Linked DNA regions of Mus musculus: regions 2 and 3 are each linked to region 1. The links are chromatin loops, found by intact Hi-C in ENCODE. Cell type or tissue: gastrocnemius. All regions are shown on one strand.

The links. Hi-C counts contacts between places; a loop is a spot of excess contacts. Peaks named below come from ENCODE experiments on the same cell type or tissue, not always from the same donor. Only the 100,000 strongest peaks of a DNase experiment are listed, where the experiment ranks them.
Region 2: it touches region 1 in a loop (4-fold over the local background); 39 of 42 quality-filtered maps call a loop at or near these places.
Region 3: it touches region 1 in a loop (7-fold over the local background); 39 of 42 quality-filtered maps call a loop at or near these places.

The regions. Positions count from the first base shown.
Region 1 is chr11:110,363,712-110,366,211 of GRCm38, reverse strand. No RefSeq gene overlaps it. Among named protein-coding and RNA genes, the nearest start is that of Gm39445, 27 kb to the right of the region's middle. In gastrocnemius, a CTCF peak has its summit at 1,008 (motif pointing left); a DNase peak (open chromatin) is centred at 1,005.
Region 2 is chr11:110,482,426-110,484,925 of GRCm38, reverse strand. It overlaps Map2k6 (mitogen-activated protein kinase kinase 6), which reads right to left. Exons shown (of 12, transcript NM_011943.3): 2 at 2,321-2,387. Among named protein-coding and RNA genes, the nearest start is that of Gm39446, 6.9 kb to the right of the region's middle. In gastrocnemius, a CTCF peak has its summit at 1,515 (motif pointing right); a DNase peak (open chromatin) is centred at 1,539; H3K27ac peaks cover 920 bases.
Region 3 is chr11:110,494,990-110,497,489 of GRCm38, reverse strand. Map2k6 (mitogen-activated protein kinase kinase 6) reads right to left here. Exons shown (of 12, transcript NM_011943.3): 8 at 1,024-1,151. Among named protein-coding and RNA genes, the nearest start is that of Gm39446, 19 kb to the right of the region's middle. In gastrocnemius, CTCF peaks have their summits at 1,182 (motif pointing right) and 1,976 (motif pointing left); a DNase peak (open chromatin) is centred at 1,206; H3K27ac peaks cover 751 bases.

The DNA of each region.
Region 1 (2,500 bases):
CATCATTCAGATCGGAATGAAGCTGGCTGTTGTAGGTGTCCTAGTTTCTGAGACTGACCACGGATGATCGATAGCATAGTTTATATCATTTGTTTCCCTTACGGGGTGGGGGTGGGAGTGGGGATCCTCCATAGGTCTGGGTTGCTTCTAGATTCAGTCCATGGGATGGATGATGGTAAGGCTTTTATCAGAAAGAAGGGGGCCAGGCTTCTCACTTGGGGGGGTCTTCCTTCTGCTGAAGAAATACTGGGCAGTGTCCTCCTTGCCGACTCCTCCTGGAAGAGCGGAGATGACTCTGTGCACACTCATTGTCATGTGTAGCAGGGGTGTGCCACACGTGGCAGGGCAGGTGTCTTGATGCAGGGCATCTTGACATAATCTCTTATTCTGACTGGAAGGTGGCAAAGCGCTGCTCTAAGGATGTCCCAGGATAGCCCTGGTGTGGCGGCTGAGACCTCTTCCTTTTCTTTTCTTTTCTTTTCTTTTCTTTTCTTTTCTTTTCTTTTCTTTTCTTTTCTTTTCTTTCCTTTCCTTTCCTTTCCTTTCCTTTCCTTTTCTTTTCTTTTCTTTTCTTTTCTTTCCTTTCCTTTCCTTTCCTTTCCTTCTCTTCTCTTCTCTTCTCTTCTCTTCTCTTCTCTTTTTCTTTTTCTTTTTCTTTTTTTCTTTTTTTCTTTTTTTCTTTTTTTGGTTTTTAGAGACAGGGTTTCTCTGTATAGCCCTGGCTGTCCTGGAACTCACTCTGTAGAGCAGGCTGGCCTCAAACTCAGAAATCCGCCTGCCTCTGTCTCTCAAGTGGTGGGATTAAAGGCGTGCGCCACCACTGCCCGGCAAAATATCATTTTTATAAAAATTATTTCAAAATATATGGCTGGAGATATGGCTTAGCAGTTGAAAGCAGTTATATTGTGCTAATGGGTTTGGCTTTTAAAGCTGGGTTTGGTTTTCAATATCCACAAGGAGGTTCACAACTACCTTGAACCCCAGTTTCAGAGGCTCTGGCACCCTCTTCTGGCCTCCATGGGCATTACACACATATATATGTGCTGCACATAAACAGGCAGGTAAAACATAAAGATAAGTAAATAGTTTTTATTGTTGAAACAAATATCTGATGTTGTAAACTGTTTTCCCTTTTCTCTTATTTTGTTTCTTTTTTATAATCTGTTTTCTTATATAGACATGATATGAAATTATAGTCTAGCACACAAAAAGTGACAGAATTGAGTTAGCAGGGAATGTTATATATTTATAGAGGAAATGTGGGCATGTATTTACACAAAACAAATGTTTTCAGATATAGCTATGTGGCTGTCTTGTTATTTGTGGGAATGAAAAAGAAGTCAATCGGTAGATTTCTCTAAAGGTTTTGTATTTGTCATAGGGAATTAATGTATGCACGTATTAGGATAAGCTAGCATTCATTTAATGGAGTATCATATATGTACATATATTTCTATGTCATATGTATAATGCATTAAGCTAAAATGCTGTACTGTAATCTAAAGTGTGTAATATATGTGTGTGTTTTAAAAAGTAGGTTGAGTTAGCCCTTCTGTTATGTTTTAATTTAATTTTCCCTTTAATTTTATATTATGTGTATGAGTGTTTTGCCTGCCTGTATAAGATCTGTGCCTGGTGCCCTCAGAGGCCAAAAGAGAGCATTGGATCTCCTGGGCCAGGAGTTACAGACAGTTGTGAGCCACCAAGTGAGTTCTGGGAATCTTGGTTAAGAGTAACCAGTACTCTTAACTGTGGAGCCATCTTTCTAGCCTGTATTATGTTGGTTTTGTTTGTTTGGCTTGGTTTTTAAGATGTGTTTTTTTTTTTTTTCCGAGACAGGGTTTCTCTGTGTAGCCTGGCTGACCTAGAACTCACTCTGTAGATCAGGCTGGCCTCGAACTCAGAAATCGACCTGCCTCTGCCTCCCAAGTGCTGGGATTGAAGGCGTGCGCCACCACGTCCGGCAAGATGTGTTTTTAATTGTAATTATGTATATACATGGGTGGTGGTGGTAGGGTGAGTGCACACATCAGAAGAGGGCATAAGACCCTCTGAAGTTGGAGTGGTGATCCATCCAACTTAAGCTCGGGAAAGAAAACTCAGGTCTTCTGGCAAACAGTCTGTGCTCTTAACCACTGAGAAATCTCTTCAGCCCTCCCTCTGTCTTAGTCAGGGCTTCTAGTGTTGTGACAAAACACTATGACCAAAAATCAAGTTGGGGAGAAAAATGATTTATTTGGCTTATGCTTCGATATTGCTCTGCATCATTGAAGGAATTAAAACAGGGCAAGAACCTAGAGGCAGGAGCTGATGCAGAGGCCATGGAGAGATCCTGCTTCCTGGCTTGCTCATCACTGCAGCCTACTTTTTTATAGAGCCAAGAACTACCAGCCCAGGGAACCGCACCACAATGGGCTGGGCCCTTCCCCTATCAATCACTAATTAAGAAAAATCCTTCCAGCTGCATCTTATGGCAGTCTTTTTCTCAACTGAGGTTCCC
Region 2 (2,500 bases), 120 kb before region 1:
TGTGTGTATTACAAAAACCTAAGAAAACAAAAAAAAATTAATTTTCCAAAAGAGCAAAATAGGAGAAACCACATTCCCTATGACATAATAAGATATCGTGAGCCCAGAGAAAGAGCAGAAAAGTCAAGAGAACAGAATAGAAAAAAAAATGCAGAAATAGCCCAATTACTATCAGACAAATGAAAATGGCAATTCAACAGGGAAGGGACAGTTCACAGCCATCTGAACTACATCAACTGGAAATGTGTCAACAAAAACAAACCCAAAACCCTCAGTGCAATAGACAGTGTACAAAACCTGAGCTCCAAATGGACCTTGGGTTTCAAGGTAAAGGTACAGTTTCTAAGCAGGATCACTGAGAATCCTCAGGGCCAGAGGTAACAAGAGTTCTTATGTATCAGAGGCATAATCTGTAGGAAGAATAACAACTAATAAATAATATTCCAGGGCTGGAGAGATGGCTCAGCGGTTAAGAGCACTGACTGCTTTTCCAGAAGTCCTGAGTTCAATTCCCAGCAACCACATGGTGGCTCATGACCATCTGTAATGGAATCGGATGCCCTCTTTTGGTGCGTCTGAAGATAGCTACAGTGTGTGTATATATATATATATATATATATATATATATATATATATATATATATATAATCAAAAATATATAATATTTCATCAAATCAAATTTTTCTGCCCTGTTTAAAAAAAAAAGCCCAATGAAAGAATGAAAAAGATGAATTACATGCTGAAAGAAGTAGTGTCAAATGAGATAACTGGGAAAGTCCTTGTGCGTAGAATACATAAATAACTCAACAGCCAGTCACAGGAAGGCAGGGTAGCTCAGTGGAGAACAATCTCGGCTTTACCAAACCTGGGGTCCTGAGCTCAGTATCTGGGAGCCACTTGGTGGAAAGAGAAAATGGATTCCCTCTGAACTCCACAGGCAAGTACACACACACACACACACACACACACACACACACACGCGACCACTTGTATGGCTAGTGAACTCAAGTAAGTTCTCGCATGTGCGCCAGCATGGCTTCCTTGGTTATGAGAACACTGTAGAGTTGTATAAGTTGTTAACAAGCAGGCAGGCGGGTGTCTATAGACTCAGCCAAGAGTACACTGGAGTCTCATGCTCATTCCTCGGCAACCCCCTCTAACTATAACCATGTCAAAGTGCGATCCCATAAAGTCCTTTACAGATAGCACGAGGAAGAGTCATAGTTTACTGCATGCTCTACAAGCCAGAGAGGAATGCTAAGGAATTAGGGTCACATTTTATTTTTTTCACATTTACAGTTGGAGAGAATGGCAAACTATGCAGACGAAAAATTCCCTTCAGACAAACCCGATATTCACGTAGGAAGAGGAAGAATTTCCTCCTACACATCATCATGAAAGGAATATTCCAACTGAATTCAGTCTATCGGCAACCCTAGAAAGTCTCTCTCTGTTGCTGCATGGCAAGCCAGGGCCTTTCTATCCTGGACAATCTCTCGGTCATTTTCATGAGCACATCCTAACACTAGGGGGTGCTCTTTCTGATACGATGCTTCACAGCTAAGGTCAAACTGCCTTTACCAGGAGGCTTAGTGAATTGAGGTTAAACAGACTCAGGGTTGGGCTCTTCCGTTCTTGCTCTGCCGCTCCAGCGCTTCATGGTTTATGGTCTTGGATTCCCCACTCCTTGGACACAGATGCATTGATTCTTAAGACCTCCAGCTGCATGGGAGATACCCAGCCAACCTCACAGACATGCAAGAGGACCTGAGCTCACTTAGGGCTTTGGGTGACAGCTTCCGCTAATCAAGAGGCATTCCCTTCGTTTGTTCTGTACCTACAGTCAGGACTAAGTGTCAAAATGCCATGAATACCATCAAATACCACCCTCCCATTTCAACTCAATTTTAAGAGTATTATTGCCACACACACATACACACACACACACACACACACACACATAAACACATGGATTTATTTGTTTGTTCGTTGGTATCTAGAGGGGAGTGTTGAGCCAGTCCACACCTGGGGAACTTGCTGGGTATATATATATAGGATCTCAGCTCCCATATGGTATATAGCTCTCACACAGCCAGTAATCTGAGACACTGACTTCAAAGCTGTGGGTCAGTGTAGACTAGAAGTCTGTTTTAGAGCTCAGAAACGTGAGCAAAGAACTTTCCTCTCAAAGGGCTGAATGTATTTTCCAACAGCCATGTGCAAACTGAAGACCTTGCTCACGGGTCCAAAAAAATTGAGCCCCACAGCAAGCTCGTAAAATACAAGTGTTTGGAATGGAACCATCATCCGGCCAACTTACGTGGAACTGGTCTGAGGCTGTTCAAACGCTTCTTTTGGAATCTTAAGGCCCGGGTTTCGCTTCTTGCCTACGGGGAAGGACATAAGGAAAAAGTTAAAGTTCACCTTACCGCAAAAGAGCGAGGGAAGAGACTTCCCAAGCAAAGGGAGAAAGTCAGCAAAGGCTCGGAATACATCTTGC
Region 3 (2,500 bases), 130 kb before region 1:
GTTTTCAATCTCAAACTCAAGTCCCTTCTAAGATAAATGTATTCCTCCAGTTGGCCATTCTGTGATGACCAGAGCTCCCTTGTGTGGATAATTTAAGATCTCCATAGTCTTCTATCCTTAGCAATCAAGCTAACATTCGGGTGTGAGTCAGTGTGTAAAACTGAGTGCAAGTGCCTACTACTTACATGCATTTTCAAATAACACGCCCCTTTGAGATAATTCCGAAAGGCAATATATATGCTATGGTTTGTGTCTCTGTGTCATCCCAAAATGTACATGTTAAAACCATATCCCACAGGGGCTGGCAAGATGGCTCCGCGGCAAGATGACTGCTCTTCCAGAGGTCCTGAGTCCAATTCCCAGCAACCACGTGGTGACTCACAACCATCTGTAATGGGATCCGATGCCCTCTTCTGGTGTGTCTGAAGACAGCTACAGTGTACTCATAAAAATAAAATTAAAAAAAAAAAAAGTATGCCACCTGTGACCATAGCAGGAAGTCTTGTTTCTATTGGATGGCTGTAGATTTGGGGTAGGTTCCTCATGAATGAGGTTAGTATCCTCATAAAAGAAGCCTTAGAGAGGTCCCTGCTCCTTCCACCACTTGAGAACGCAACAGGAACCTCAAATAAGGCAGAGAAGCGGGCCCTCACCACAGACTCCAGCATCCACAACCTGCGTCTTCCAATATCTTGATCTTGGACTTGCCAGAGCAAAAAGAGTCAAAAAAAAAAAAAAAAAAAAAAAAAAACAAAACTGTGTTCTGTAAGGTGTCCAGTTTACAGTATTTTGTTATAGCAACCTCAAAGGATGGTGACAACATTGGGAGCGAGTGAAAATGATTTCTGACATAAAACCTCTAAGAAAATGACACAAGGCAGAATCTTTCTCAAATCCGAGGTTCATTCCAATTCTCCATTATAGGCATGCATTTCTTACTTTCTTGCCTGGTTTTGCAAGCAGGTGCATTTCTCAGACATGCATGGGTAGACGCACACAAGCACGCTACGTGCTGGTACTTACAGCCATGTATGGTTTGCAACCGGCATCGATCGTTTTAGCAACAGAGTCGACCAGGTAGCCACTGATTCCAAAGTCACACATCTTCACCTGGCCCAGTGTGTTAATGAGCACATTAGAAGGCTTGACGTCTGAAGGAGAGAAGAAAGGGTTACTTTTTCGCCACCAGAGGGCTCTCGACTCTCCACTTGCCTTGGCAGGGCTGTCTTTGCCAAGATACCCCACACAAACGTCACCAAAGGCCCTGACTCACGCAGCGCGTTCCTCTCCAGTTGGGCTTTTAATTCTTCACACTTTGTCTGCGTCTTTCAGGACTGTGAATCTCAAAATGGGAAAACCTGTCTCCCCTGCTTATCTTATGTCATTGCTCCCATATGTGGAGTAGGAATTTAAAAAAAAAAAAAAAATTACCAAACTAAAGTGATCTGTGAGGGCTGGAGAGATGGCTCAATGGATGAAAATGAATGTGCATTCAATCCCAGCATTTTTGTATGGAGAAGGGAGAGACAGGAGCTCAGGAGTCAGCTAACGTGATGTAAACAGCAATGACCAACACAGTGCTGTCTCACAGGAGGTAGAAGGCAAAGGCCAACACCTGAGGTTGCCCTTTGACCTCTACAAGGACAAAGTGCCCACAGTCACATAGGGTACAACACACACATTACACACACACACACACACACACACACACACACACACACACACTTTATCACTTTATTGAGAATCCCTATATAGAATTTTTAAAGAATAGATTTTCCTAAACGGCTCTTAGGTCTTCTTAATGTTATTCAAAACATCTATACTAAAGGTGGCTTTTGAGGCTACCGAGATGCCTCAGCCACTAGAGAACCTGCTGTAGTTCTGGAGGTCCCAAGCTCAGACTCCAACATCCACATCAGGCAGTTCACAACAGCCTGTAACTCTAGCTCCAGAAGACCAACGCCCTCTTCTGGCCTCTGTGGGCTCTGCACTAATAGATTAGATTGATGAAGAACTGGATGAATATATGACAGAGCTGAGGGTGGCTGGGCACCTACACACACACACACACACACACACACACACACACAGTGCAAGCATGAGAGACCTGAGTTCAACCCCTAGAGCCCACATTAAAAGCTAGCCCTGGTCATACACCCCACTGACCCAGTTCTGTAGGGAAACTGGGGGTCGCTGGGGATTTCCTGCTGCTTCTGTGTGAGAGCCTGCCTCAAAGAAATGGACAGGGAGTGACAGAGCAAGGACCTGACATCCTTCCCTACACGTGTACATGGTGAGCACACCCACACTCTGTGTGCATGAGAAAGACACACACGCATGCACACATGCATGCACTCACACAAATAAAAATAAATGAAAATTAAGAGCTAACAGGAGAAGAGGAAGGGTAGTAAAGAAGCAAGAGAGACAAAGAGAAAGAGAGAGAGAGAGAGAGAGTCATTTTTTCCCACTTCCTGTAGCCTGGAAAAGCTCTGCTTTA